Linked DNA regions of Homo sapiens: regions 1 and 2 are each linked to region 3. Evidence: chromatin loops called from intact Hi-C (ENCODE). Cell type or tissue: PC-3. All regions are shown on one strand. Links, peaks and the distances in the headings refer to the core of each region. The heading gives the core; the rest is flanking DNA.

Evidence for each region. A loop is a pair of places that touch in the nucleus more often than their neighbours do. Peaks named below come from ENCODE experiments on the same cell type or tissue, not always from the same donor. Only the 100,000 strongest peaks of a DNase experiment are listed, where the experiment ranks them.
Region 1: a loop joins it to region 3, with 8 times the contacts of the local background. A loop is called at or near these places in 1 of 110 quality-filtered maps.
Region 2: it touches region 3 in a loop (8-fold over the local background); 1 of 110 quality-filtered maps calls a loop at or near these places.

Annotation. Positions count from the first base shown.
Region 1 is chr5:98,823,072-98,834,033 of GRCh38, forward strand. It overlaps the pseudogene CSNK1A1P3. Among named protein-coding and RNA genes, the nearest start is that of RGMB, 55 kb to the left of the region's middle. In PC-3, for the core only: a CTCF peak has its summit at 4,287 (motif pointing left); a DNase peak (open chromatin) is centred at 4,290.
Region 2 is chr5:98,791,544-98,802,505 of GRCh38, forward strand. It overlaps RGMB (repulsive guidance molecule BMP co-receptor b), which reads left to right. Exons shown (of 3, transcript NM_001366508.1): 3 at 1,542-4,951. The coding sequence ends at 2,210. Among named protein-coding and RNA genes, the nearest start is that of RGMB, 23 kb to the left of the region's middle. In PC-3, for the core only: a CTCF peak has its summit at 4,986 (motif pointing left); a DNase peak (open chromatin) is centred at 4,908; H3K4me3 peaks cover 452 bases; H3K27ac peaks cover 538 bases.
Region 3 is chr5:98,450,339-98,461,300 of GRCh38, forward strand. No RefSeq gene overlaps it. Among named protein-coding and RNA genes, the nearest start is that of LINC01846, 290 kb to the left of the region's middle. In PC-3, for the core only: a CTCF peak has its summit at 4,675 (motif pointing right); a DNase peak (open chromatin) is centred at 4,773; H3K4me3 peaks cover 516 bases; H3K27ac peaks cover 635 bases.

The DNA.
Region 1 (10,962 bases), core at 1,388-6,387, 370 kb after region 3:
GTAAAAATATAATTAGAAACATAGAAATATTAAAATATATCAATGTCTTAGTCTGTTCAGGCTACCATAACAAAAAAAAATCATATCTGCCTGCCAATGAACAAATAAAAAAAATTAAGCTACTGGTAAAATTCATTTTTCAAATGACACTGTTAGATATAATATAAATGGTATAAAAGTGTTAGAGCAATAATTTTCTTCTTTGTGTTAGCAGATAATTCACTTTACTGTTAAATTACTACCAATGGTAAATGTATGATTTAGATTTGGGCATATATGTAATACATATAAAGTGAGCATTTGATGATTTTTATTTGTTTCGTTTATCACTGAAAACCTAGACTACATGAGAACAGACTTGGTTAATTGGTTTTCTTTTTGAGCCATAATATAGGCCAGGAGTTGACAAACTATGGCCCACAGATCAAATCTGGCCCACCACCTATTAGCCCTCCAGCTAAGAATAGACTTATATTTTTAAAGCGTTTTTAAAATAAAATAAAAAGCAATATTCCCTGATATATGAAAATTTTGTGAAATTAATACTTCAGTATCCATAAATACAATGCTATTTTTTAAACACAGGCACCTTTGTTTGTTTATGTCTTGTCTATGGCTGCTTTCATGCTACAATGGCCAAGTAGTTTCAACTGAGGCCATAGGACCTACAAAGCCTAAAATATTAACTCTCTGGTTTTTTGCCAAAAACGTTTACCAGCCCCTGACATAGGATACAAATGGGTGACTCATATGCTCCAATTGAATATGAAGGAAAGAAAAGAGGTAAATTGCAAATAAAATAGGTTATACATTAATGCCAATGTATGCACTACTTTATTCACAGAAAACAGTTGTGAAGAAAATATGACGCCTGACCATGAATGATTCAGGACTAGGTGAAATTGTAAAAATTATTAAGATAATTAAGTTGTGGTAATTACTATAACTCCTTTCTTCATGTTATATGAAGAAATAATGAGTAAGTAAATAACTATGCTTTTTCATACTACAGTTACCGAGATTTTGAAAGGAAAGTTGCTCACATGACTTTTGGAAAGGAGAGATGAAATTAAAACACTTCATCATGATGCTGAAAATGCCAGGAAAGATTATATTTTTAGTTTCATGTTGTGTTACTCTAGTGAATAGCCAGAATCTAACACTTCAAGACCAAAATCTCACAAGTTTATATGTTGAAAATAAGATATAAATTTTCATCAGAAGACAAAATTGTGGCTCAAATTATTCCATTGCTGAGTGTTACTCTTTTTAAGCACCTAATATTTTTTCATTTTTCAGAGAATTAAATCAATGATATATTATTGTACAAACTTTAAGTACCCAACCCCACAAATGCGTAATCAGAACATGAAGAAATTTTCCAGAACTACATGAAACCTACAAGTTTAACCTCACGTGTCAAAGCAATCAACCTTATAGGTTCCTTTTTGTTTTTAGTTGGGGTCTCGCTCTGTCACCCAGGCTGGAATGCAGTAGCACAATCATACCTTCTGCAGCCTCGAACTCCTGGACTCAAGCAATCCTCCTGCCTCAGTGTCCCGAGTAGCTGGGACTACAGACATGCACCACCGGGCCCACCTAATTTTAAAATTTTGTTTAGAGAGATTTTTGTAAAGAGTATTTCTGTCTTGCCATGTTGCCCAGGCTGTTCTCGAATTCTTGGGCTAAGGCAATCCTCTTGTCTTGGCCTCCCAAAGTGCTGGGATTATAGGCATGAGCCACTGTGCCCAATCCAACTGTATAGGTTGCTTTGGTGGCTGTTGTTATTTTAATGTGATAACTCATCCACACCGTGTCCAAGAAAGTAACTAAAGCCATTTTCAGTGAGCAATCGCTCTTTAACTTCAGGTTCATTTTCAATACAAACATGGAAAACTGATTGTTATCAAATACTTGCTCCCATTCTCAGTAATGCACAAATGTAATGTTCTAGTTCAATTGAAATAATCATCAAGATAAAAACTGCCTGGATATGGAACCTCACTACTACCTTCATGAAAACTGCACATTGACTAGAAAAAAAGAAAAATTATTTCCAACCTAGAATTTTAAAGTCTTCCCAATTATCAATTAAGTGGGAGACTAGAAAAAAAAGACATTTTTAGAAATAGATTCTCAAAAACTTAATTCCTATTTATCCTTTCTTAGAATGCTACTGGAGAATACACTCCATAAAATAAGAGAAAAACCAAAGAGGAAAATAGGAGATCCAGGAACCAGGGAATCCAACACAGGAGGGAGACTAAGAGAACCCCCATTTACAGAATGAAGAAAAATCCCAAGGCTATGGTTACACGCCAGGGTAGAAGCCCACCAGTCCTGAAGGGGAAAGGTTAGAAAGTTTTGGAAGAAACTTCTTAAAGAGATGAAATTGATAGAGTATCTAATGTGTTTGAACATCATAATTGAAGATTTACACAATTAAGGGAGAGTTTGGGACTAAATTAAGTACATTAAAAAAAACAAGTATATTGACAAACAAGACACTTAAAAATTCCAAGGAAGATAAATATTGTGCTAGCAAAAAAAAAGTAACCACAAAATACTGCCTGGTTCATCAACAAACTGTTTACATGGTCATGATAATGTAAACACTGAACATTGCTCTCTTTTTTTTTTTTGAGACAGTCTCACTCTGTCTCCAAAGCTAGACTGTAGTTGCATGATCTCAGCTTACTGAAACCTCCGCCTCCTAGGGTCAAGTTATCCTTCCACCTCAGTCTTCCTAGCAGCTGGGACTACAGGTGCGTGCAATCACATCCAGTTACATTTTGTATTTTTTGTAGAGATGGGGTCTCATCATGTTGCCCAGGCTGGTTTCCAACTCCTGGGTTCAAGTGATCCTCCTGCCTCAGCATCCTAAAGTCCTGGGATTAGGCATGAGCCACCATGCCTGCCAGAACATTGTCCTTATTAAAGTTATATCTATACAGGAAAGATGTGGCAGGGGGATGCCGTGGGAGGGGAAGCTGGAGATAAAATTCAACTAAATCCTTTCGTAATAGAAAGTTAATAGTTAATGCCTAAAACAGTAATAGTGAGAAGTAGAAATACATACCTTTTATATAGATTTAAGTCAGTTACAACCACAAGAATCAATCAAGAGAGTTAAGAAGGGAAGTAGACAATGCTGGGGGTGAGCTGGGGGAGGCAAGGGACTGCTCTTTTTTACAAAAGTTTTGTGGAGGTATTTCTGTCCTTATATTATGTGTATGATTAATTCAATAAAAACAGAAAAGTATGTTTTAAATAGTTAATAGTTTTAAATAGTTACTTTTAATAGTAAAAGTATGTTTTAAAAGTACATTTTAAATAGTTTATATATAAATATTCATATATATATAAATATTCATATATATATAGAGAGAGAGAGAGAGAGAGAACTTATCTATCAATTAAAAAAACAACTTATTTAATTGAATACAAGGATGAGTCTAGGCAGGGCTGGGAGAGGGGCACCACCCACAGGAAGCACAAGTCCCTCCCCAACACCTCACCATATAATTTTTTAATGGATAGTGATGAGTATCAAACTGCTATGTTATTTAGATTCCTTCAGATATATGAAAAATGTACTATTTTATTTTAAAATGCCATATTAGTCAGGGTTCTCTAGAGGGACAGAACTAATAGGATAGATGTATATATAAAAGGAAGTTTATTAAGGAGTATTGACTCATATGATCACAAGGTACCACAATAGGCCATCTGCAAGCTGAAGAGCAAGGAAATCAGTCCAACTCCCGAAGCTGAAGAACTTGGAGTCCAATGTTCGAGAGAAGGAAGCATCCAGCACCACAGGAGAAAGATATAGGCTGGGAGGCTAAGCCAGTCTAGTCTTTCCATATACTTCTGCCTGCTTTATTCTGGCTGCTCCGACAGCTGATTAGATTGTGCCCACCCAGATTGAGGGTAGGTCTGCCTCTCCTAGTCCACTGACTCAAATATTAATCTCCTCTGGCACCACCCTTACAGACACAGCCAGGAACAACACTTTGCATCCTTCAAGCCAATCAAGTTAACACTCAATATTAACCATCACAAATTCCAATATTTAAAATGCACTAGAAATTATATCCTTTATTATAACATACAAAAATTATGTCTTATCTGGAAAAATTTTAGATATCAACTTAAACTGTTAAATTGGATTCATAATTTTTGAAATTATTTTAGGAAGTCTGAGACCAAGCATTTCATACCAAACACCTGTTAAAAGTAAACCCATCTGCGGCTCAGTTTAATAGGTGGACTCATACTCCCCTCTGGTGGTTAAGATGGTCAAAAACACATGAGATACAAATTTGGACCTGTGGCATTTTGGAAACACAGGAATTTCATTTCCTTTTGTTGCATTAAACAAATAGCAAGTTTTGCAAAATCTGGATATAGTAAAAGGATTTTGAAAACTAGGATTTGAGAACAAAATGGACCATAGAAAAACAACTTATCTGCTTTTAATAATTGTGATTTGGTGTGAACCAAGCAAGATTTTTGCTTTCCAGAGAGATCCAAACAATACAATGTCTGCATCATATTCAGAGACACGATGAAGACATTCAATTAACTGAATGCACCTACAGGTTCATTGTGTTCTCTGTGTAACTGTAGAGGTTTGCCTTTGTATAAGTGTCCCCATAACATCTTTTCTCCTTACCCATCACTGTCCCCAGGGTCTCCATGGTCTGACACTGTCAGTAACAAGAATGCACGTTACGGAGAAAGCATGGCTCAGTGGTATGAGTAGGGGATGATGAAATTTGAGAAAGACTATATATCTGAATTTTATCCCCGCCTATCACTAGCTGTGATCTTGGAAGAATTAACTTCTTTAGGCCAATTTCCACAACAATAAAATGGTTAAAATTCTAGCATGTGTGTTGCCTCTGCCACTGTGGTGTGCCCTCATGGACGCAGGCATCCCAGCACCCACTAGCACCCTGCTACAGCTGATGGAGCATACACCCCACAGCGCTGCTTCTGGCACATGCAAATGAGAATGAATCATGCTGCCACTGCACTATGAAATGCTTAGGCTGAGACCACCCATCAGAGTGCAGTGACCAGCAGTCTGGGAGCACCGTGGGCCCCCTCCCCCAGCACAGTGGATTTCTAACCTTGAGGAGCCAGAGAACAACATTGAGCCTCAATACAAGTCCCCCTCAGTTAAAGCATGCAGTCTAGGAGTTGAGAGCTGAGCATTACTCTCCTAAAATCTTCCAGAAATGAAGCCAATCAGCTGAATCCACCTTATATCACAATCAAACCCTCAAGATCATCGAATAGGATAAAAGGAAAAAAAAATCCAAAGGTTAGCAACTTAAAAGATTGAAGGAATATTCAACCACAAAGATGAGAAAGAACCATCGCAGGAATTCTGACAACTCAAAAGGCCAGAGTGCCTTCTTTCCTGTAAATGATCATACCACCTCTCCAGGAGGAGTTCTGAACCAGGCTGAGATGGCTAAAATGACAGAAATAGAATTCAGAATATGGATAAAAACAAAGATCATTGAGCTGCAGGAGTACATTGAAACCCAATCCAAGAAAGCTAAGAATCACAGTAAAACAATACAGGAGCTGACAAACAAAATAGCCAGTATATAAAAGAATATTACTAACCTGATAGAGTTAAAAAACACACTACAAGAATTTTATAATGCAATCACAAGTATTAATAGTAGAATAGACCAAGGAAGAATCTCAGAGCTTGAAGACTATCTTTCTGAAATAAGACAGGCAGACAAGAATAGAGAAAAAAGAATGAAAAGAAAATAACAAAACCTTTGAGAAATATGGGACTGTGTTAAGAGAACAAATCTATGAATGACAGGTATACCTGAAAGAGATGGGGAGAATGGAACCAATTTGAAAAACATACATCAGGACACTATCCATGAAAACTTTCCCAGCCCAGCCAGAAAGGCCAACATTCAAATTCAGGAAATGCAGAAAACTCCAGTAAGATAATTCACAAGAAGGTCGTCCCCAAGATACATAACCATCAGATTTTCCAAGGTTGAAATGAAAGAAAAAATGTTAAAGGCAGCTAGGAAGAAAGGTTAGGTCACCTACAAAGGGAACCCCATCATACTAACAGAGGACCTCTCAGTAGAAACTCTATAAGCCAGAAGAGATTGGAAGCCAATATTCAGCATTCTTAAAGAAAAGAAATTTCAACCCAAAATTTCATATTCAGCCAAAGTAAGTTTCATAAGCAGAGGAGAAATAAGATTGCTTTCAGACAAGCAAATGCTGAGGGAATTTGTTACCACCAGACCTGCCTTACAAGAGCTCCTGAAGGAAACACTAAATATGGAAAGAAAAGATCATTATCAGCTACTACAAAAACACACATAGTGTGTTATAGGCCACTGACACTATAAAACAACCACATAAACAAGTCTACAAAATAACCAGCTAACATCATGATGATGGGATCAAATCCACACATATCAATACTAAACCTGAATGTAAATGAGCTAAATGCCCCAATGAAAAGGCACAGAGTGCAATCTGGATTAAAAAAAAAAACAAAAACCATTGGTATGCTGTCTTCAAGGACTCATCTCGCATGCAATGACACCTATAGGCTCAAAATAAAGCAATGGAGAAAAATCTACCAAAAAAATGAAAAACAGAAGCAAGTAGGAGTTGCAATCCTAATTGCTGACAAAACAGACTTTAAACCAACAAAGATCAAAAAAGACAAAGAAGGGCATTACATAATGGTAAGTGATGAATTCAACAAGAAGACCTGTCTATCCTAAATATATATACACCCAACATAGGAACACCCAGATTCATAAAGCAAGTTTTTAGAGATCTCCAAAGAGATTTAGACTCTCAAACGATAACAGTGGGAGACTTTAACATCCTACTGACAATGTTAGTCAGATCATTGAGGCAGAAAATTAGCAAAGATATTCAGGACCTGAACTCAGCACTGGATCAAATGGACCTGATAGATACCTACAGAGCTCTCCACCCAAAAGCAACAAAATATACATTCGTCTCACCACCACATGGAACATACTCTAAAACTGATTATATAATCAAATACAAAACTTTGCTCAGCAAATGCAAAAGAATTGATATTACAACAACCACTCTCTCAGACCACAGCACAATCAAATTAGACGTCAAGACTAAGAAATTCACTCAAAACCATATAACTACATGGAAATTAAATAACCTGCTCCTAAATGACTTTTGGGTAAATAATGAAACTAAGGCAGAACTCAAGAAGTGATTTGAAATGAATGAAAACAAAGACACAATGTACCAGAATCCCTGGGACACAGCTAAGGCAGTGTTAAGATGGAAATGTATAGCACTAAGTGCCCACATCAAAAATTAGGAAGATCTCAATTTAACAACCTAACATCCCAACTAAAAGAAATAGAGAACCAAGAGCAAACAAATCCCAATGCTAACAGAATATAAGAAATAACAAAATCAGAGCTGAACTAAAGGAAATAGAGACACCAAAAACCATTCAACAGACCAACAAATCCAGGAGCTGGTCTTCTGAAAAAAATAATAAAATATACCACTAGCTAGACTAATAAAGAAGAAATGAGAGAAAATTCAAATAAACACAATCAGAATGATAAAGGGATATTACCACTGGACCCCACAGAAATACAAATAACCATCAGAGAATATTATGAACACCTCTATGCACATAAACTAGAAAATCTGGAAGAAATTGATAAATTCCTGGACATATACACCCTCCCAAGACTGAATCAGGAAGAACTTGAATCCCTGAACAGAAAACCAAATACTGCATGTTCTAATTTGTAAGTGGAGGCTAAATGATGAGGACACATGGACATATAGAGGAGAACAACAGAAACTGGGGCCTAGCAGAGGGTGGAGGGTGGGAGGAGGGAGAGGATCAGGAAAAATAACTAATGGGTACTAAGCTTAATACCTGGGTGATGAAATAATCTGTACAACAAACCCCCATGACACAAGTTTACCTATGTAAGAAACCTGCACATGTACCCCTGAACTTAAAATAAATGTTTTTTAAAAATAAAATAAACTAATAAGTAATTTAAAAATTCTAGCCTTGGCCAGGCATGGTGGCTCATGCCTCTAATCCCAGCACTTTGAGAGGCCGAGGTGGGTGAATCACGAGGTCAGGAGATTGAGACCATCCTGGCTAACACAGTGAAACCCCATCTCTACTAATAATACAAAAAATTAGCTGTAGTCCCAGCTACTTGGGAGGCTGAGGCAGGAGTATGGCGTGAACCCAGGAGGCAGAGCTTCCAGTGAGCCGAGATTGCGCCCCTGCACTCCAGCCTGGGTGACAGAACGAGACTCCATCTCAAAAAAAAAAAAAAAAAAAAAAAATTCTAGCCTTACAGTTGCCTTGTAAAATTAAAAAAGCACATAAGTAAGATGCTCAATAATAGCAACCAATTGTCGTTATTGCTACTTTATATGTTTGAAAGATAAGTAGCTCTGTCCATTTAGAGGATACAGAATATAATCTTAAGGAGTCTCTTTTAGTAGCTTAGTCATTTCTACTTATTTGGTCACGATAGTGCCATCTTCCTAAGGGTTTTCTTTCCCATTTTCTGACATAAATATTTCCATTGAACTTCCTCCCTTCTCCTTTTCTCAGGTAATGAGCTGGGTTGGTATTGGGAAAAAATATCCAGCCCCTAAAACAACCAGACTTTGAGCAATCATACCCATATGATTGCTCCTCCCTGACTGCTCTGACACTTGACCCCTGTAACTTTTATCAAAGGCTTCATCCTTGCAATTATCTGCTCTTCTGTGTGTTCCTTAAATAACTAAAATCAGAACTATCTACTGTCATTTTTCCCTCTCTACTGGATCATTTTCATCCCCCGAAAATATCCTCAAGTATCTGCTTCTCTTGAAAACAATCCCCACCCCCACCTCATTCCTCGAAATCCTTCTTAACTTCACATGATCTTGAAGCTAATGACCTATTTCTCTGTTTCTCCTCACCATTAAACTTCTTGGGGCGGGGTCCAGTGGCTCACACCTGTAATCTCAATACTTTGGAAGGCTGAGGTGGGAAGACCGCTTGAGGCCAGGGGTTCCAGATCAGCCTGGGCAACATAGTAAGACTCCTGTCTCTATTGAAAATAAATGTGTTTTTAAATTTATTGAAAATGTTGTCTAAATTAAATTTCTTGGAAGAGTTGCCTATAGTATCACTTTCTATTTCCTCACCTCACATGCTTCCCTCAGTAGTATTCATTTGGAATAATTTTCTTCCACTCAGCTGAGACTTCTCTTGTCAAGATCAGAAATTAATTCTGTGATACTACATTCATTGAAACCTTCCCTGCTCTTATTTTAACTAACTCCTTAGCAGCTTTTGACAGTTGACCACTTAAATTTTTTTTAAATGTGGTATGTGAAAATGATATACTGGTGATACCTTGATGACTTGGTAGTAAATAATACAAATTCACTCAAAATAAATTAAATAGAAAAGGATTCACTGGAAAAATGAAAAATGATTAGGGGCCGGACATGGTAGTTCAGGCCTGTAATCCTGAGACTGAGATGCAAGGATCACTTTAGGCCAAAAGGTCAAGACCAGCCTGGGCAAGACAGTGAGACCTCCATCTCCACACACACAAAAAGTTTTTAATTAAAAGATTAGCAGCCGGGCATGGTGGCTCACGCCTGTAATCCCAGCACTTTGGGAGGCCGAGGCGGGCGGATCAAGAGGTCAGGAGATCCAGACCATCCTGGCTAACACGGTGAAACCCCGTCTCTGCTAAAACTACAAAAGAAAATTAGCTGGGCATAGTGGCGGGCGCCTGTACTACCAGCTACTCAGGAGGCTGAGGCAGGAGAATGGCGTGAACCCAGGAGGCGGAGCTTGTAGTGAGCAGAGATTGCGCCACTGCACTCCAGCCTGGGTGACAGAGCAAGACTCCGTCTCAAAAAGAAAAGACTAGCATATTTTAAATTAATACTATTTATTATAATATAGTGCATTATAAATACAAATAAATACAAATTAATATTGGTAACATAGTTAAAATTTAAACCACTTCCTTAAATAATTTGACTATTCATATTGACATTTTATAGCTTCAGTGGCTAGAACTAAAATAGAAAAGGGACTGGTTGAGGTGGCTCATGCTTGTTATCTCTGCACTTCGGGAGGCTAAGGTCAGAGGATCACTTGAGCCCAGGAGTTTGAGACCAGCCTGGGAAACATAGCAGGACACTATCTCTACAAAAATAAAAGTTAAAAAATATAAAGTTTTAAAAATAGGCAAGGGCTAAAGGCTGCAACAAAGAAACAAAATTATAAAAAGATTAGTGAAAACAAGATGTTCACTACTGTTGCAGTTTTATGTAAGGGGTTTCCTGCAGAATTTATCACATACTTCAACTCAGATAGCAACTATAGCTCCCATCTGAAGCAGCTATTCCGCATTCTTTTCAGGACCGTGAACCATCAATATGACTACACATTTGATTGGACAATGTAAAAGCAGAAAGTAGCACAGCAAGCAGCCTCTTCCAGTGGGCAGGGTCAGCAGGCCCAAACTCCCACAGGCAAGCAAACTGATAAAAGCAAGAGTAACATGAAAGGTTTCTAAGCATGAATTGAGGAACAGAAGAAGCAGAGCAGACGATCAGAGCAGCATTGGTTTCTCTCCAAATCTAGAATTTTTAGTTCATATGTACACTAGCCAGTGGTTATGGACAGTGTTGATGTAAAGAACTTAATTTCAGTATAAACGGACTCTGAGCAGCATTGGTGATGTTGTATCCTGAGTTGTAGCCACTGTAACTGTGACTATTAACTGAGAGAGTGAAACATGGTGTCTGGTTTTCTACTGCATTTTTTCAAGTGGAAAAGTTAACTAAATGGTTGACACACACAAATTGGGGGAATTTAAAAAATTAAAAAGTAGAAAA
Region 2 (10,962 bases), core at 2,848-7,847, 340 kb after region 3:
TTAGTTTCCTTGCAGGAGGTAGAAGGTTTCCTCCATCCCGAGTAATTCATAGAGTGTTTGGCTTGTCTACCTTCCTCCTGACTGAAGTCACCTGATACTTTTTGTTTTTTCAAGAAGGAAGAGAGAACCCTGTTGCCTCAGTTACTAGCAATGATACAATTCTCAAAATCTGGTCTTTTTTTGTTTCTTTGAAATAGTTTCTCCATGTTGTGTGACACAGCAGCCCCTGTCTTATCATAGTTGTCTTCCCTCCACCACCTGTACCAGAGATGTTGGATATGTTGGAGGTGAAGGTGTGCAAGGTTTTTAACTAACTGTTCTAATTAAAGGATTCTGCAGGAAAGAACATGGGTTTACAAAAGAGAAGCTTTTGTATTATTAGTAATTTTTTTTCTTTGATGAATTTATGTGCTTAGTTTGGAGAATCGAGAGTTGGCTGGGAAAAGATTTCTGAGGAGTTAAGGGACTCTGGTGCTGTTTGGGAAAACATTTGCTGTAACTAGGTTTAGGGTATTCAGTCTCTGCCAGTGCTTAGGAGCTATATTTGCCAGGTGATTTCCCTGTCGCAGGGATTAGCCAGTGATGTGAAACATTTGATTAAGGGACTAATAGAAATCTTTCCTGGGGTACATGAGTGGTGGCTGTTACTGGGGTGCCCCCTCCTCAACTCTTTCTCTCTGTATTTCGAGTAAGTTTGTAGTGGTGAGTCATGGGATACAGTTTTTTAATCCTATGAAGAATCTTGGTAGGAAGCAAAGTTCTGTTAGGTATATTGTTAATTAAGCCCTTTAAAGTTTCTGCATAATAACTCAGAAACGAGCCTTTTTCTTTTCTCAGAACTATGCCATGACTCATCCACTTTGGAAGCAGACAAGATATAAATTATCAATAAAAATTGCCCATAATCTGGCCTGGCACAGTGGCTCATGCCTGTAATCCCAGCACTTTGGGAGATGATGGTGGGAGGATCGCTTGAGGCCAGGAGTTCAAGACCAGCCTGGGCAACGTAGTGAGGAACCCCCGACCTCCACCATCCCCCCCGCCCCCCACCAACCCCCTCACTTCAAAGTTTTTTAAATCAGCCACGCATGGTGGTATATGCCCTTAGTCCTGTGTACTCAGGAGGCTGAAGTGGGAAAGTCCTTTGAGCCCAGGAGTTGAACGTTGCAGTGAGCTATGAATGTGCCACCGCACTCTAGCCTGGGCAAGAGAGCTGACCCTGTCACTTAAAAAAAAAAAAAAAAAAAAACCGATATTCTGATAGCAACACTGCTCACTTGCTCACTCTTTCTCTTAGGAAAGTAAAAAAGTTTTGTCTTGATGCACAGATTTATTTAAACTTTAGTTCTAAATATATAGGACTTTAAAAAATATTTTCTGAAAGTGATATCCATTTTTGAGGTGCAAGCAGTTGGGTCCATTTTGGAGATTCCGCCTTAAGCCATTCAGCTTCAAAATGGCGGGGAGCTCTTGCTACAGAGGGTTACCCCGTTCTGCTTCCTTCCCATTCTGTTAAACCTTGTACATGCTCCTTCCCACAGATCACTATTATCTTCAAAGCCCACCATGAGTGTACAGATCAGAAAGTCTACCAAGCTGTGACAGATGACCTGCCGGCCGCCTTTGTGGATGGCACCACCAGTGGTGGGGACAGCGATGCCAAGAGCCTGCGTATCGTGGAAAGGGAGAGTGGCCACTATGTGGAGATGCACGCCCGCTATATAGGGACCACAGTGTTTGTGCGGCAGGTGGGTCGCTACCTGACCCTTGCCATCCGTATGCCTGAAGACCTGGCCATGTCCTACGAGGAGAGCCAGGACCTGCAGCTGTGCGTGAACGGCTGCCCCCTGAGTGAACGCATCGATGACGGGCAGGGCCAGGTGTCTGCCATCCTGGGACACAGCCTGCCTCGCACCTCCTTGGTGCAGGCCTGGCCTGGCTACACACTGGAGACTGCCAACACTCAATGCCATGAGAAGATGCCAGTGAAGGACATCTATTTCCAGTCCTGTGTCTTCGACCTGCTCACCACTGGTGATGCCAACTTTACTGCCGCAGCCCACAGTGCCTTGGAGGATGTGGAGGCCCTGCACCCAAGGAAGGAACGCTGGCACATTTTCCCCAGCAGTGGCAATGGGACTCCCCGTGGAGGCAGTGATTTGTCTGTCAGTCTAGGACTCACCTGCTTGATCCTTATCGTGTTTTTGTAGGGGTTGTCTTTTGTTTTGGTTTTTTATTTTTTGTCTATAACAAAATTTTAAAATATATATTGTCATAATATATTGAGTAAAAGAGTATATATGTATATACCATGTATATGACAGGATGTTTGTCCTGGGACACCCACCAGATTGTACATACTGTGTTTGGCTGTTTTCACATATGTTGGATGTAGTGTTCTTTGATTGTATCAATTTTGTTTTGCAGTTCTGTGAAATGTTTTATAATGTCCCTGCCCAGGGACCTGTTAGAAAGCACTTTATTTTTTATATATTAAATATTTATGTGTGTGCTTGGTTGATATGTATAGTACATATACACAGACATCCATATGCAGCGTTTCCTTTGAAGGTGACCAGTTGTTTGTAGCTATTCTTGGCTGTACCTTCCTGCCCTTTCCCATTGCTACTGATTTGCCACGGTGTGCAGCTTTTACTCGCCACCTTCCGGTGGAGCTGCCTCGTTCCTTTGAACTATGCCCTCACCCTTCTGCCCTCACTTGATTTGAAAGGGTCGTTAACTCTCCCTTACAGGTGCTTTGACTCTTAAACGCTGATCTTAAGAAGCTCTCTTCATCTAAGAGCTGTTACTTTTTCAGAAGGGGGGGTATTATTGGTATTCTGATTACTCTCAATTCTAATTGTTATATATTTGAGCCCATACAGTGTATTAGGTTGAACCATAGAAACTGCTATTCTCGTAGGTCAAAAGGGTCTAGTGATGGAAGTTTTGTAGATAAGTACCAGGCATCTCAGTAACTCCTAGACTTTTTCTCATCCCATGCCCCGTTTTAAATTGTCAGTTTTCCCTCTGACTCTTCTGTGTTAAAACATGAAACTATAAATTTAGTAATTATCATGCCTTGCTCTTTTTAATCTATATGACTGATGCAAGCCCCTCTTCTTAACCGTTTCTTGGCTTTGAGCCCAGAAACACAGCTCTCCCTGTCTCCAACTCCAGTAAGCCCTCCTCAGCCTCACCTTACGAATCCAAAGAACTGGGGTTTGTTAGGTTCTTTCTCTAATGTAGAGGCCCAGATCCCATCACAAAGTTTTTCATTCTTCCTTGTCCACCATGATCTTCATCACAGTCTTTGATATGTCTGCATGCAAAGTGGAACAGAGTTGGGCGGCAATGACAGAAGAGCTTCCTTGGCCTGACTCGGTGTGCGGCCACTTCGGCACTGCTTAATCCAGATATTCTTGTTAACTAAGCATTGTGCTTCCCAGGTGGTCTGAAGTCAGGTACTCTCTCTCTCAACACCTGTAGTTGAATATGATTTGGTCAGTTGCTCGTTGTAACTTGGAGAAATTCCTATAAAGTAAGATCTCCTTGCCTCTTCCATCCATTGTTGGCACCCCCTTGCAAAAGGAAAAGAACAGCAAAAGTCAGGAGCAGTAATCTGAGAAAGTTAACTCCAGGATAGGTAGGTTTCTATTGTTATAGCTAGATGTAAATCTTTAGTTCCAAGAAGTGATAGAGTTTCTGCTTTAATAATTTGTTGATAAGTTTACATAAACAGAAATAAAAGATACTATCTTTACCGTAGTAGTTCAGGCCAAGATTATGCTTAGTTTTAGTTCTCCAGGTAGTTACTTTTGCCATGTCCTATTGATCAGTGACACTGCCAGAGGCCCATACCGGCAAGAGGAAGAGGACGTCATTTTGTAAAGTTTAACTTCTTAGCGAACTGATGTGCCACCCAGTCACAGAGTGGAGTTGTGAATTCATGTAGAGGTGGCAAACCTCTACCTTGTGTTGATGAGAGAATAATCTTGGGCAGTCTGGGAAAATAAGGAAGGCATCTCCTTCTTACTCATGGAGATTCAACTATAGAGAGTTGAAACCTAAACCCGCCTTCCTTTTATAGAAGCTGGACTAGAGACGGACTGACCATCAGCTCTGAACTGTGGCTTTTTTTGTTCACCTATGATGCCATGTACCAAATTCAGAAGCTATCGTTAATAATTTGTTTTATAATTGAGTAGTACAAGCGAGGAAAAAATACGGAGGATAACCACTATTTTTGTGCAAATAATATGAAAGTGAAGTAAAAGCAATAGAAGAAATTTCTATAGGATCTGGGTTTAGAGTGTGTATCATTAATAAATATACCTTTGCTCTTTTCAGGGAAAATAACAACCACCCTTACTGATAGTTGGGAAAAGAAGATTGGGTTATTTTGCCATATCATTTAGCTGGAAGTGACATTTAAAAGCACCCTGCATCACTAGTAATAGTGTATTTTGCTATTCTGCCCTTGTAATCGGTGTCCCTGTAAAACAATCCCCACAGATTACTTTCAGAAATAGATGTATTTCTCTACGTAAGGGCCAGGTTTATTTTCTCCTTTTTTGAGATTTCTAGAAAAAATGCTGCTTGCACATGTTGGTTCTTGAAACCTTAGCTAGAAGAATTTCAGGTCATACCAACATGTGGATAGGCTATAGCTGTTCAGAGGTCTCCTGGGGGAGCTTAAAACGGGGGAAACACTGGTTTTCACAGATGCTCCACATGGCTGTCTTTAAAAGACTCAAAACTTTTTTTTGTCCTCTTTGTTATGCTTGGAAGCTCCCCCCCCCCCAACAGTGTGTCGAGTCTTTGCAAAGAAACCTTTAGATGTGGTTCATAGATATATGAATACGTATCTGTGTAAAACAGTGAGTGTGCAGTGTGTAAATACTTTAAATTATTATGCTAGAAAAATAAAGTTACATACCTTGCTGTGGAATGTCTGTTCTGTGATTATAGGGACACCTGCTGGAAGAACTGAGAGCTGCAGAAGAAAGGGAGTCGGGGGAGGGGGAATTGTATAAAATCCCTAAAGGTTACTGATAAGTCATGCCACCTGCCCACAAATTCGCTGATTTTCAAAACTATAGCATTACTGTCATTTTTTTTCTTTTGAAATTTTAAGCAGTTACAAATCCGTATCAGTGAGATTGGTCCACTAGTATTGTCCCAAAGTTCTGTCTTTAGTAACAGTTTTGGTCCCTTGAAGACATACAGCCTGCACTCTAGTTCTTTTTAAGGTGATGTGAACAGTAACGACTTCCTCCTGGTGGGGAGGATTTGGGAAGGCAGGATTTTCTGGCTTTGAAAACAAATCCTCACTTCTTGGGTTTTAAAAAGAGACATCAAGAGATCACAAGTTGGTCTTTGTTCAAGAAACACACCAAAGGGTAGAAAAGTTAGGAAAATAACTGAAACAAAAGGCACAGAGAAGCACTGTTACTTGTATTAGGTAGAATACTAAATGGATCAGATTCTGACTGGGATAAACATACATGTAATCATTTCTTCTTTTTTTTTTTTTTTCTTTTGGAGACAGGGTCTCACTCTGTCACCCAGGCCAGAGTGCAGTGGTGCAGTCTCAGCTCACTACAGCCTCAACTTCCAGGGTTCAAGTGATCCCCCCGAGTCGCTGGGGCTACAAGTGCATGCTACCATCCCCAGCTAATTTTTGTATTTTTTGTAGAGACTGAAGGCAGGGTTTCACCATGTTGCCCAGGCTGGTCTCAGACTCCTGGACTCAAGCAATCCGCCTGCTTCAGCCTCCCAAAGTGCTGGGATTACAGGCATGAGCCACCACACCTGGCCATAATCGTTTCTTAAAGAAAAAAGCTTAACCATTGCAGTTGACTATTTACATGTAGCAGTTCAGAGCAAAAAAAAAAAAAAAAAGACAATCATATCAGCTGAACCACATAAAATAGGATGAAATGACATAGTCACTGAGTACCCAGTGATGTGTCTGTGCTGAAAGAATGCAGATAATCTATAGCAGAACGAAATGTGCTATAGACTATTTGACTTTTATGCTTAAAGTCAAAAATAATTCTTTACCATTCTGTCTTCATTCCCAGAACTCCAGCTCTTTGGGGACTGAAACGTCAACTCCAAAATCCCAACAGCGACATCAACCCTAAGAGTCCTGTTATCTGATTTATTTTTTATCTTGTTTATTTTTAATTTTGTAGCATTGGCAGTATTCTATTGTCTGGAACTAGCTGGGATAACAGTCTTGGATTGCTGCTGTCCTTTCTGAGCAAAGATACCTTGCTGCAGATTTTCTCCCTGTTCTATTTGTATGTGAACCAATGTCTCCCCCACAGAGAAAGTAATCAGGATGTTCAAGGAGCAGTTTCAAAGTTCTTTATTATTTCACTACCTAACCATATTGTTACCTAAACCTAAACCATATTGTTTCTTTCTGCTTCTATCCCTTTTCTGTATGTCTTCCAAATGGACAAGTCACATGAAAGCAATTGTTATTATTTAGATGGTATTTTCCTTTAAATTTACTGCTCTTTGGCTGGGCACAGTGGCTCATGCCTGTAAACCCAGCAATTTGGAAGGTCGAGGCGGGCAGATCACTTGAGGTCAGGAGTTCGAGACCAGCCTGGCCAACATGGTGAAACTACCATCTCTACTAAAAATACAAAAATTAGCTAGGTGTGGCGGCGAATACGTGTAATCCCAGCTACACGGGAGGCTGAGGCAGAAGAATCGCTTGAACCCAGGAGGCAGAGGTTGCAATGAGCTGAGATCATGCCACTGCACTCTAGTCTGGGGTGACAGAGCGAGACTTAAAAAAAAAAAAAATTCTGCTCTTCTTCCCCCAGGTACCTCTAATAAGCATGCCATTTGATACTATCAACTAAATAATAGAATATGCTGTCCTTTGTACCCAAAAGGTTATGTCATGGCTCCCTGACGGTGAAATATGTGTGAAATCCAACCAACACCCAGCAGGATACACTAACAAACATTCTACAAAGCCAGAATGGATGCCCTCACCCTCCTTGGAATGATGTTAAACCAATTGAGTAAACTGGTCCTGCCAACTGCAATGTAATAAAGTAGGCCTATCAAACTTCAGCAGGAAGAAAGCAACAGGGCAATGTTTTCTGAGTTCTTCATGAGTAATATTTCTATGACCCATTTTTTATTTCAGTAATGAAAACTCCAACTCCAGAAGGAAAAAAAAAGCATTCTGCTACCAGATTGAATATACAAGACCTAGCCACAGATGAATTAACCAAGTAGGAATTGCACCTGCCATAGATGACATTTTCAGAAGATAACATTATCTCAATCAATAGTGTAACACCGCCAAGGGAAATGGTGCTATTTGATAACCCACAGGGTTTCCAAAGCCTTCTAACAGGAAGCAGTAAGGTGGGATTCACTGAAGGGGGAGATGGAGGGGGACAATAAATTTATTTTCTAGTGAGCCCTTCTTTTGCGCTGCTAAATAGCAATGCCATTAATGCAGTGTTGGTCATCAGCACAGTGAGGACTGTGGGTAGAGCTATTGATTGGCTCACCCTAAGTGGAAGGGAAAGATTCTCGGCCTGAGTCAGCTCATGAATGTTCATCTTCCTTCTTGGGAAGGAAAAGGAAAAAGGAGTGAAATAATTTGAGGCAGCATGCCATACAAGATCCTCAGCATCCTGTCAAATTGGAAATCTGGATGACATTTGAAGGTTGGGGAAGTGTACCTGGGGAGCTGGGAGGAAGGGTAGCAACAGGACAGGAAGAGCTCACAAAGCAAAATGATAAATATGGAATGCATTCTGGTTACATTTTGAGCTGCAGGCCATTTTGAAGGGTTCATCTGTGCATGGTCATTTATTTTATATATTCTGCCTTGAGGCAGCATACCATAGTGGTCAAGATTTTGGGCTGTGGAGTAGACAGTTCTGAGTTTAAATCCACCTACTTTACTAGTTATGTGGCCTCAGACGTGCCAAGCTGTACTTAGGCTTCAGTTTCCTCATCTTTACAGTAAGAATTCTAAAAGAAATTCACACCTCCAACATTCATTGTGAGGTTCAATTTGCTGCATTTTAAAGTTTTTAGCATGGGACCTGATACAAACCTAGTGTTCAACCTGCATTACTCAGAAATGGACCTAAGATTGATAGTGAGTTGTATGTTCACCTTTGGGAACTGGCAAACCTATAAGCTATTCCTAGAATGAAATTTGCATGTATGCCCCTGTGAACATCCAAGAATTTAGGACGGGGCCACAGTTTTGCAGAGTTTATTCACATCTATGAGGGAGATGTGCTGTGCACATGGTTCCTAGCAGAATGCATGAGACCAAATGCAAAACCTGTGCATATCAGGTGCTTCCTACTGGCCCCCTCACTGCAGCCACCCCAGAAATCCAGCATACGTTCTTTAAAGCACCTACTAAAAAAATAACACTGACTTGTGAGTAACCATTTGCCCTGGACATAACTTCAGGAATTAGGGATAAACTGGGGACAGAAAGAACTCTGAGGAAAAGCTACTACTGGAGAAATTATTGCTAGCCACTGCTAGTCATGTATTGTACACCTTGGCAAATCATAGTCCCAGCATAGAGAGCATCGAACTTTGGGAAAGGACACTCTGAAATGTTTCGATAGACAGGGTTGTATAAAAAAGGTGTGGAAACTGGGCTTCCAGTGCTCACATCATCACCGTAATTCTTATCCACAGATCCCTTCCCGCTCAGCCTAGGCCAACGATAGCATTCTTATCTTCTCAGAATTGCTTGAAATAGACAATGAAGAAAAGAAAGAGAAGAGGCCATCTGCCATGAAGGCTGACAGATTTAAATTGGCCCAATTGAGCAATGCCCTTCTCCTCTCTGATCTTAAAATGGTTTCAAATGGGAGAGGTGAGAGGCGTTGTGAGAAATTTTACACAGATGCTCAATAAAAAGGCAACATGGGAAAAAACTAATGAAAAGATGTCAAAAAACTATAAAAATAACAGAAATGGGAAAGGGAACATGGAGCAAGTGACAGAGAAGGGTGGAAGAGAGATGATTAACAAAGTTGTATACAGCTAATAGAAACACTGATTAGGGAGACAAAAATACAGGCAATGCTTGAGGTGTTTATGGAGAAGAGCAGTGACAGGGAGCAACCATGTATCCTTTCATATCATGGTTTTTAAAATTTATTTTTATTTATTTATTTTATTATTATTATTTTTGAGACAGAGTCTCACTCTGTCGCCAGGCTGGAGTGCAGTGGCACCATCTCGGCTCACTGCACTCTCCACCTCCCGGGTTCAAGCGATTCTCCTGCATCAGCCTCCTGAGTAGCTGGGATTACAGGCACACGCCACCACACCCAGCTAATTTTTGTATTTTTAGTAGAGACTGGGTTTCATCATGTTGGCCAGGATGGTCTCAATCTCCTGACCTTGTAATCCGCCCCCCTCGGCCTCCCAAAGTGCTGGGATTACAGGCGTGAGCCACCACGCCCGGCTTAAAATTTATATAGATCCCTCAGGCATTAGAGAGCATAACTGGCCAAGACTGGTTTTGTCAATAAAATCTAATTTGAACTATCTCCAGCATGAAGGGAGAAGGGAGGGATTTATTTTATGGTTACAGAGGTACCTTGTGGAACCCAAGGGCAGGAATGGAGCCTGGGAAGCTGTTAGGATCTCATCTTTGCTTCTGACTCTAAAGTCACTTTCTCCTCTCGAACTTGGCAAGCTGACTTCTCTACCTCGCAGGTACCCATGGTGGAACATGGCCACCTCACAGAGTTATAGTTTCGTCCACCTACAGAGAGTTCACATCCTCAGGGGAGAATCCCTTTGGCTTAGCTTAGGCCAGGTAAGATAGCATAATACAAAAAGAGCAGTGGGCATCTCCCTCATTTCACCACAGGCCTTCTTGAATTTTTGGCACTTTGGGGCTCTAAGGCATTGGTGGTGTGGCGCAGCAGGAGAAAGCAAAGCACCAGCGCCCAGCAGTGCTGGGCAACAGCATCCAGGACAGTCTAAGCTCCTCAGGAAAAGCAGCAGTCCAGCTGGGCACAGCAGGAGGAACACAGGCACACTCGGAGGAAGTGGTACAGGGCAGAGGCACCACCCAGTTAGCAAGATTTATCCAAAAGCCCATGTAATTCATCCCTGTAGCACTCACACCTAGGTATCTGAGTGGAATCTATAGGAGGCAGATGGGGCAAGAATCTTGGAAAGTTGTGCTATTAATGCTAATATCACTGTATTTGTTGAGTTTTGAGGGTGTTATGTATATATAAAGCTCCTACCAAATTACCTAGCACATCAATGGTGCTTAATAAAGGTAGGTATTCTTGTTATCAGTACTGAGATTTAGATAGTTTGCTTTTCCAATCCCAGTCTCTCACCTGAATTCCAGCCTTGTATTTCCAGCTACCTACATATCACTTCCACATTAATATCTCATAAAGATCTCAAATGTAACAAATATAAAACCAAACACTTGATTCCTGTCACCCACACACAAACACTCTCTGCTCAACCCACAGCCTCCTCCTGTGTCTAGCGATGGCACCACCCTTCACCAGGGCTCAGGCTTAAATAGTGGCTCAAAGAATTGGCCATGTCTCTTTTCGTCTCACACCGTACATTAAGTTCACCAGAAAACTATGTTACACATATTCCAAATCTGACCATTCGAAAGGTCTCCCTGCTGACTCTTTCTCCTGCCCATGCCTCCATGGACTCTAACCTGGACTATAGCAAGACACTATTCACGAGCCTTCCTGCCTCCACACTTGCTCCTCTGTGGGCTCCAGCTCGCCATGTGGCAACCAGATAGAACCTACAAAACATAATAGAATCACTCCCTGCTCAAAACTCCCCCCTGGTTTTCATCACATTTAGAATAAAATTCAAAACCTATAGACAAACACAAATTGATGGACTTTCTACAAAAGTATTGACTTGTACTCTTCAAAAAGA
Region 3 (10,962 bases), core at 1,967-6,966:
AACAATTACATGACAATAAATTGAATAACCTAGAAGAAATTGATAAAATTCTTGGTGCATACATCTATCAAGACTGCATTATGAAGAAATAGGAAATTTTAATAGAATATTAAGGATATTGAATTAGTATTAAAGTCTCTCACCAAAGAAAAGCCAAGGACCTAACGGCTTCACTGTTGAATCCTTCAAACATTTGAAGTACTAATACCAATTATTCTCTGATTATTCTGAAAAAAAAAATGGAAGCAGGGGAATACTTTCAAATTATACTATGAGGCCAGTATTACCATGATATCAAAGCCAGACAAAGGCACTACCAAAGAAGAACTAGAGGCCAATAATATTGATGAACATGATACAAAAATCCTCAAATAAACACCAGAAAACTAAATTCAACAGCACATTAAAAAGATCACTCATCATGATCAAGTGGCATTCATCCCAGGGGTACAGGTATGTTTCAAAATATATAGAGCAATAAATGTGCTACATCAAATTAGTAGAATGAAGGACAATAATCATCCACAGATACAGAAAAATCATTTGAAAAAGTCAACATCCTTCCATGAGAAAACTCTCAATAAATTTTGTATAGAAGAAATGTTCCTCAATACAATAAAGGTCATATATTATAAACCCATAACTAACATCATATTCATCAGGGAAAAGTTGAAAGTTTTTTCTCTAAGATCTAGAACAAGACAAGGATGCCCCCTCTCATCACTTCTATTCAATATAGTACTGGCAGTACCTAGCCAGAGAAATTAGGCAAGAGAAAAAAATAAATGGCATCAAAATTGGAAAGGAAGTATTAATAAAATTGTCCTGGGCCGGGCACGGTGGCTCATGCCTCTAATCCCAGCACTTTGGGAAGCCGAGGCGGGTGGATCACCTGAGGTCAGTAGTTCGAGACCAGCCTGGCCAGCATGGTGAAACCCCGTCTTTTCTAAAATACAAAAAATTAGCTGGGTGTGTTGGTGGGCACCTGTAGTCCCAGCTACTTGGGAGGCTGAGGCAGGAGAATAGCTTAAAACAGGGAGCCGGAGGTTGCAGTGAGCCGAGATTGCACCATTGCACTCCAGCCTGGGTGACAGAGTAAGACTTCATCTCAAAAATAAATAAATTAATTAAATAAAAAATAAAATAATAAAATAAAATTGTCCCTGTTTACATATAATAGGATTTTAGATATAGAAAATTCTAAAGATGCCATCAAAAAACTGTTATTTTTTGTGTTTTCACATTAACAATAGCTAAAAAAGAACAAAAATAAATAAATTTAACCAAAGAGGTGAAAGACCTGTACCCTGAAAACTATAAAATTTTGATTAAAGAAATTGAAGAAGACAAAAGCAGAAGGGAAGACAGCTGTATTTATGGATTGGAAGAATTAATATTGTTAAAGTGTTCATACTGCCCAAAGTGATCTATTGATTCAGTGCATTACCTCTCAAAATACTGATGACGTTCTTCACAGAAATAGATAAAACAGTCCTGAAGTTTGTATAGACCACAAAAGACTCCAAATAGCCAAAGCAATCTTGAGCAAAAAGAACAAGCTAGTGGCATTACACTATCTGATTTTAAAACATGCTACACAGCTATGGTAACCAAAACCACATGGTACAGGTATAAAAACAGACACGTAGACCAATTGAATAGGATAGAGAGCCCAGAAATAAATCCATGCATATAAAGCAAACTGATTTTCAGAAAAAGGCATCAAGTACACACAATGGGGAAAGGACAGTCTCTTCAATAAATGGTGTAGGGAAACAATTTCCACAGGCAGAGGAATGAAACTAGACTCTTCTTTCTCACCACATATAAGAAATAACTCAAAAATTGATTAAAGACTTAAATGTAAGACCTAAAACTATGAAACTACTGGAAGAAAACTTAGGAAAAGAGCTCCATGGTACTAGTCTAGGCAAGCGTTTTTTGAATAAAATTTCAAACTCATGGGTAACAAAAACAAATACAGATAAATGAGATTACATCAAACTAAAAGCTTCTGCACAGCAAAAGAAACAATCAACAGAGTGAAGAGACAACCTACAGAATGAAATAAAATATTTGCAAACTATTTACCTTATAAGAGGATAATATCCAAAACATGTAAGAACTGAAGTAACTCAACAGTAAGAAACAAATAACACAATTGAAAAACAGGCAAAATATTCATTTCTCAAAAGAAGACATACAAGAATATTAGGTATGCAGACCAACAGTATATTAAAAAATACTCAATATCACTAATCATCAAGGAAATGCAAATTAAAATCACCAAATATCACCTCATACCTGTTAGAATGGTTATTATCAAAATGGCAAAAGATAATGAATGTTAGTAAGAATGTGGAGAAAAGGGAACCCTTGTATACGGTTGTTGGGAATGAAAATCAGTACAGCCATTATGAAATACAATATGGAAGTTCCTCAAAAATCTAAAAATAGAACTATCATATGATCCACCAATCCCATTACTGGATATATAGCTACAGAAAATGAAATCAGTATGTTGAAGAGATAGCTGCATCCCACCTTGATTGTAGCATTATTCACAACAGCCACGATATGGAATCAACTTAAGTGTCCATCAATGTATGAATGAAGAAAATACAGTATATACACACAATGGAATACTATCCAGTCATAAAAAAGAAGAAAATCCTGTCATTTACAACAAGCAAACATGACTAAATATATCCATAATAGGAGGCAGTGAATAAGACAATCAATGCAAGGGGAAAAAATGCTAAATCCTATAATAAAACCCCGAAATAAAAAAGATTCAAAATTACATATCAAAAAAGCATATTATATATGCTTTTATCCAACTTATAACAACCCAGAATGACCAACTTCAAGACATATTTTAAAATTTTTTTGAGATTAAAAAAAGGCAAGCTCTTCTGGACAACAGACTTAGAAGGAAAGAAAATTGGGTCATCACTGAATTTTTCTACAGCAACACTTTATGGCAGAAGTAAATGGATTAATACATTTAAGATAATCAAGAGTAAAAACATAGGTCAAAGATTTCATACCTAGCAAAGGGACTTTCAAGAATAAAGAGCATTCCTGCCGGTCTAGTGGTTAGGAAAAAAAGGAAGAAAAGGCAAATTTGCAAGTTATCAACATTCAAGAACTCTAGAAATATTGTTCCCATGAGGCCTTCTTGAGAAACCTACCAGAGAGCAAACTTCACAAAACCAAAATGACTAGAGAAACATTGACATAAAACTAGTGGTGAACACTAATACATAACTACTTGTAAAATTAATACTAAAAGAGAGCTAAAAATGAGAGATTATAATATTTAATATTATATGTAGATACAGGACAATGTAAGACAATTTATTTAAAAAACAGATGAGAGTGGGGAGAGCAAATTAAAAAATTGTTTTTTCTAAATAATATTGGTGGTAATAGAATTGCTATCCTGAGACAATTATGCAGGTGATGTAGGATAAAGGAAATGAGAAATTTTCAGAAATTCTAATTATATTATCCCCTGTGTCCTTGGGAACTGAGTTTCTTAATGTGAAAGAGAAGAGATACAGATGTAATATAAAACAAATTAAGTAAAACCTTTGTACTCCAAAATTTGTATAGGAAGTACCAGTGTGAGTTTACGAGGTATTTTATCTTTAATATGAACTTATTAAATATAAAATATGCATATATGTGTGTGTGTATTTTTATATATACACACATGCGCACACACACACATGCATACAAATTGCATTAGCTCTGTCCACTGAAAAAGATCAGCTCTGAAAACCTTAACTCTGTCCATCGAAAAGATCTAGAAATGATGACCAACAGAACTGCAATGAGCAAACCAAATATTATATTCCCACCAAAGAAAAAACAGATTACCATTGTGTGGTCTTTCTTGCTAAAACTATCAAACCTAAGGTAGGTTTTGGATAAAGATGACGAGTTTGACTTCGACATGCTGTGTTACACAAACGGAACAGCACAGGAATTGAAAATAAAATGAAAATAAACATTCAAGTGTTATTCAATTTGTTAAGAAAAATAGCAGAGGTCTAACTATGAGAAATCAAGAATCAAAGCACGGATAAATAATAAATATCCATCACAACATTTAGAGAAGTGAGAGATGTTTAGAAGAGGTAATAAAATAATGGGAGTCATATAAGGAGAAAGTTTAGAGAAGCAACTTCTTGAAGTATTAGTTTTCAGCCAAAGACTTAAGTGTACAAGATAGTCATCAGTTCCCTGGCCTTTTCATAGTGTAGTTGCAATAATAATTGCATCATAAAATTACAAAACACACACACAAAAGCTGGAAACTTCATTTGCACTTCAAATTTAAATCACACAGCAAAAATAAAATCTTTGCAACTGTACATTGTGCAGTTATTAACATCTTCATTTTCTAAAGGAGAAGACTGATACACAGAGATATCAAAAGACTATGGAAATCTTAGTTAATTGGTGGAAGAAGAAAATGAAGCCAGTTTGCTGCTGTTTCATTATCAATATCAGGGTCTATTTTGGGGGGATCCTGTCTCTATTCTTGAACATTCTAACTAGAATATTGAAAGACTGTCTTATGTGTGTCATTTATCACTATGTATTTATCAATATTCAGCTAAGAAGAAATTTCAAATTTATAGCTTGATTCTGTATCTTGGAAAACATCAAGGCCCTATCATAGCAAGATGGACAACAGAGGGTGCCCTTCACTTTGAGCATAAGATGCATTGACTAATCATTTCCTGAATCATTACTAAGTGATGCTTCATACAATTCTTGGCAACCGAGTCTTTTAAACTGCAACAGATGTGAAGTGGTGAGTAATATACTTCCGTATTTTTCTCCCTAAAGGCAGTTGAAATCAAATAATCATAGTCAAAGTGAAGGCAAACTCACGATAGTTAATTAAATTTCTATGCCAACGGAAAGCCTTATATAATACCTGGAGATGTTAACAAAGAAAGCTTTGCAAAATGAAATCAGAAGCTACTTGGTGTTAACTGATTTCCAGCTCAAAAGAGAGGGGGACAAGTAGTAGGAAAACTTTCATGCTGATAGTAACAACGGACTTCCAGGAAAATGTCGTTAGTAACAAACAGTGCCTTTGCTAATTGCTTTTTAGATTTTTCCACTGAGTAGAGTTATATATTCCCCATACAACTTATTAGGAAAACATTTACTTAAACCCTCCTTGACTTTTCACTGAAACAACAGTAAAGGGCATCACCTTCTAGTACTTGAGTTGAACAAAATGCTTTCAGCAAAGTCATTCTATATTTGCAGTAAACTAATTTCTCACAAAGAATGAAAGTTCCATACAGGGAAAAAGTAACAATTTTCACCACAATTTGTAAGAGATGCTTTCACAAGAAAAATGAAGCATAGAATCCACAGGTTTCAAATGAAAAACTTGTCTGAAAATAAGGTGAAGGGCTGGCAAACTTCCTGGTTTCCCCAAGAGTTTCAGGCTGAGAAGCCCATTGCAGCACGTGTACATCTCTCCTAATCCTTTTAACCCCAACCCCACACACTTACATGCAAAGCATTGGAATCCTTAAAAATCGCTAGAACTGATGACTAAGACTTGATGTTGTTCTAGGAGCTTCTTCAGAACTCCTGGTAACATTTTTCCTGTCTGGATGTGCAAACTTTATATTATTAACTACATCAAATGAAAACCATCCCCCTCCGATCCTTTTGCTTTACATTCAAAGTAAAAGAATGAATTTCTATTTTATTAATTTCAGGTTCCTTCAGATATGTAATTTAATATGCCAGTGATATAAATAATTCTCCAGAAAACAAAGCGCAGATTCTCAGGTTTTCCAAGGAGAGGATTTTCTCACTGTATCCCCCAGGCTGGAGTGCAGTGGTGCAATCTCGGCTCACTGCAACCTCTGCCTCCCAGGTTCAAGTGATTCTCCTGCCTCAGCCTCCCGAGTAGCTGGGATTACAGGTGCCTGCCACCATGTCCGGCTAATTTTTGTGTTTTTAGTAGAGACGGCTTCACCATATTGGCCAAGCTGGTCTCAAACTCCTGACTTCAGGTGATCTGCCAGCCTCGGCCTCCCAAATTACTGGGATTAGAGGCATGAGCCACTGTGCCCAGCCAGGGTTTTCTTTTTAATATCAAAAGCTTTGCAGACCCTGTTGGTGGTAACGGTTGTATTTTTATTATAAGGTGATTAAGAAATTCTAATGATGACAAGAAGTTACTAAGTATGCAGTATCATTTTGTAATGATTTATATTTTATCTACAATATCAACATCTACATATACTTGAAAAAATAACATGTTTACTCCATAATAATGAGATTTATACCCATAGGAATTTGTAAATATTATCAAATAAATAACTCTCTACCCACTGCTTTTCCTTTTCCCTCTTGAGAGCACCACTACTGTTTTCCAGAGGGCTCATTTTTGTCTTAAGATCCTTCACATGTATCCATAAAAATTAAGAATAAATGTATAAAATAAAAATTCTTCATGTGTTGAAAGAGGATTCAATACACACCCGAGTATTATGGTAAGAAGCAGTGCTGTTTTCTCACTCAGCTGGCTCCACTACGTCTCCTACAGACCTAGGCTGAGGTGAAGCAGCTGGCGCTTTATGGCTCCTCAATGTGCTACCTCTCTTACCTTCTCAATTTCAACTAATGACATGCATCTTTCCTTTACCTGTCTAAGCTAGGCACCTTGGCGAGGTCTCTTGACCCATTTAATCCAACACAAGTTATGCCTGCTACTACTGTTCCCGTTGAGCTGTTCACATTTTCACATCTGGTTAATGCTAGAGTCATTGGTCATATTACTGCCTGAGTTGTTTTTCCTAGGCACAGACTGCAGGCTATCACAGAGCCCAACTCTTACCTCACACGAGGCCTTCCCCTCTACCTTTTCCTTCCTACTTCCCACTTGAAGTCTTAACCACCTTTTGAACACTGAAGACTCAGCGAAAATGTAACTTCCACTGTCAGTTACCTCGGTTTCTCTAAAAGTGTTTTATCTTATTGAATTTACACTTAATGCCACCTAAACAAATGATTTCAAAATAATCTAACATCTCCTATCATAGTTTGCAAGCAACACAGGGCAGGGACTACATCATCATTACTGTGGTCTATTCAATAGATGTCTATTCGTGGCTGTCGCACACATCTCTATCAAAAGCTTCTAACAGCTCTCCCAGATTGTACAAACTCAAGTTCAAGAACTAGGTTTATCAGAACCCAAGTGGCCCCTAATCTCTCTCTTTATTCACATCTCTCTACCATTAGCTTCACATCTGTCTACCACTTTACTAGTAATTATCAGATATTTCAGCTACATGGCCTCATTTTCTGTCTTTCAAATGTATTTTTTTTTTACTTTCACATAATGCTGTGTTTATTCACTTAATACATTTTCCCCTGATAACCCTTTCTGGTCACTCTTCAAGTCCATCTACTAATCTTTCTAACTGTTGAAGTCTTCCTCATCTTTTATACATAATTAAAATGTTAGCACTTCTGAGGAAACATCTACATTTTATCATTGAGAATTAATGTCCTTTTTTTTTCTTGTGTCTCAGAGTGCTTCACATATGCTTCATTCATATCAGAAAACACAGTAGAGTCTATGCCTTCCTGTGGCAACAACTAAAGCCTAAAATTTCAACAATTTAACCTAACAAAGCTTATTTCTTGCTTATAGAGAATTCAGATAGGTCTGGCATCTTCCCAGGGCTGTTCTCTATGAAATGACTTCATTGGTCCACCAGGCTGCTTCCAAATTATGTCTCTGCTATGGAAACATGAGGCTTCCTTAATCACCTCAGGAGGACAGAAGAAACTGAAGACTCTGCGGGGGATTTTAATGACTCAGCTCAAAAGTGACGTGCTGAGAATCTACAGGCAAAATCAGTCACATTGCCTAGCTTAATGCAAGTGTGCCTTCAAAAAAGAGGATGACTGGGTATTGGTGAGCACTCATATTAAGTATCAGAGAAACTTACTGCATTAAATATATTTATGTATTCACTTGTCTCTTTTTGCTAAACTGTGAGGTCAAGAGAAAAGTGGTAATTTCATTTCCATACCCCAGAACTTCAGCCAGTATCATGCGCTGAGTAAGACATCAATAAGTTATTGTTAGACTAAATTGAATTAAATTACAGGTGAAATAAAGTTGTGCTTAGCTTTGAGGAGAAGAAACAAATTCTATTTCGTCACCTTCCTTAGCATGCTGTATTCACATAGTCATAAAACGGAATCTGTAAGCTTAATGGAGTAAGCAAGAATTATGAAACTAGACTTCCCAACTTCAAATTCTGGCTCTCTCACATTTAGCTGTATAGGTTTGGGAAAATTACTCAATATACATTTACCTCAGTTTCCTCAAAAGTTTGTTATAAATATTAAATGAGTAATTCATGTAAAATACTCAAACAGTATCAATATGTTAAGTACTCAACACATTACATATGATTATTCATTTACTGCATGAATAAGATACCAAAGCTTTCTAATTGCTCTTAGAGAAAACTTCAAAGTTCTTTCCACACTCTGCATGACTTGGCCCTCATCCACTGCACCAACTTCAATGAAAACTATTTCCCTCTTTCTTAGTGATGCTTCAGGCATTTGAATCTTTTTTCTGATTTTTGTTGGTTGGTTGGTCAGTTGGTTGGTTGGATTATGCCAGATTAGCTCCTACCTTCAGACTTTTCAACAGTTTCCCCAAATTATTACTGTTCCATCCCACCACCACCAGAAAACCACTGGTATGGCCTTTCTCATCATTTAGGTTTCAGACGACATTTGATCACCTCATCTAAAGTTGCCAACTACATTGACCAGTCATCCTCTAACATATCTCCTTGTATTATTATCTTCATACCATGACTTGTACCTATTAAGTTGTGAGATGAAAACTTTTTCTTGGCTGGGTGTGGTGCCTCACACCTGTAATCCCAGCACTTTGGGAGGCCAAGGCAGGCAGATCACCTGAGGTCGGGAGTTCGAGACCAGCCTGACCAACATGGAGAAACCCCCTCTCTACTAAAAATACAAAAAATTAGCTGGGCGTGGTGGCGCATGCCTGTAATCCCAGCTACTCGGGAGGCTGAGGCAGGAGAATCACTTGAACCTGGGAGGCAGAGGTTGCAGAGAGCCAAGATCACATCATTGCACTCCAGCCTGGGCAACAAGAGTGAAACTCTGTCTCAAAACAAAACAAACAAACAAAAAAACAACTTTTTCTGTCCTCCTAATATATGGCATTGCAGAGTTTAAGTCATTTGTGCAATGTTACATTGCTAGCACCAGATTAAAACTCAGTCTGGCTCCAATGCCTCTACTCTTGATCACTATGCTCCACTTCCTTGTTAAGCACTTCACCTATTTTCTCATTTAACACAAAATATTGTGATGGTTTTAAGTGCAAGTGCTAGAATAGCTAATTCAAACTGACTTAAATGACAAGCATCTGTACTATATTACATAAAGAAAGTCTTCCAGGTGGTGATGTAATCAAGGATGCAGACTGTCCATCTTTCTGCTCTGCTATACACTGTAGGTCAGTGATGCCTCCCCTCAGGGTCAGAGGACTAAAGCAATTTCAGACTTCACACTTGAGAAGAACATAGTAAGGAAAGATGGCCTTTTTGTCCATGAATATATTTTATTGGAGAAAGAACCTTTCCCAAGAGGAGTTCAGTGGTATCTCCCTGGATCCAAGTGACCAGGCCTGGGTCATATGACCCTGATCTGACTGAAGAGAGGTTGAGAAAGGAACTGATATGTGGAGGAACTGCCTCTAGAATTAGAGGCAGACTTTGACAGAACGTGGGTGTATATGTGTGTAAAAGCAAGACCAAGCATATGCAGTGTGCAGAGGGAAGTAAGCCGAGAGAGTGCTAGGATGGCAGTGGGTAAGCAATTAGCAGTGCCTCCCAGAAGCAAACATTCTATCCTTATATCACAGATGTGAAAACAGACTCCAAGAAGTTAAAAACTTGCAGAAAGTCACCTAACTGGTAAGAGGCAAAATTGGATTCAAATCTAGAGTATGGTAATAAAATGAGAACTGTAACAACCATACTATACTGACTCCACATTAACCCCTAATCTATGCCATAATGTTTGCCTTAATCCATATAATTCATTGGTGACTTATGCTTTGGTTTGTAACTTGGTATCTTCACGTTATATTCAACTTCCTTTTCTTACAAAAGCCATCTTACCCTTGACTGCTGCACACAACTTAGGTTAAATGTGTCAAAATATTATTCAATGTCAAGGTTCTCAATATTTTTGAGTTCCTAAAATTGTATCCTGTGGTGACTTAGAGAGGAACAGATACAAGAATAGCTATTTATTGAAGGCTCAACTAAGCATTGCCTGTGTAACCATGACTGACTCATCCTTGTAATTTTAAAGACAGCTACATAATATAAAACAGCATAGATGCTTAAAATAAGTTTTTATTTTTGTTTAACATGTAACCACATTATAAAGTTGTATCATGCATTTCTCAACTTAGAATTTAAGTGCATTTCCTTTCAGTCTTTTTCTTTAAATGTTATAATTAGAATTAACACTTATATTAACATTTGGTACCCTTATTTTTTACTTAGCTTTGAAACAAAATATAATTTTATGTTTACCATATAAGCTTTAAAATCATCATTTAAATATGCAATATTTCAGCATTTAGGTGCATCTTAATCATTGCCTAATGTTGAGCATTCAGTGTTTCCAATTGTTCTGCTATTATAAGCAATGTGTGACACGCGTCTCTGTGCATATTCTGAATTATTTTCTTAGACCATATTCCCAGAAGTGGAATGATTAAATCCAAGAAGATGAAAGATTTTTTTTATCAAGGAGTTTGCCAAATTGCTTTCTGAAAGTATGGGGTCAATTTACACTGTGATCAGTAATATATGGGAGCAGTAATTTCTGTGC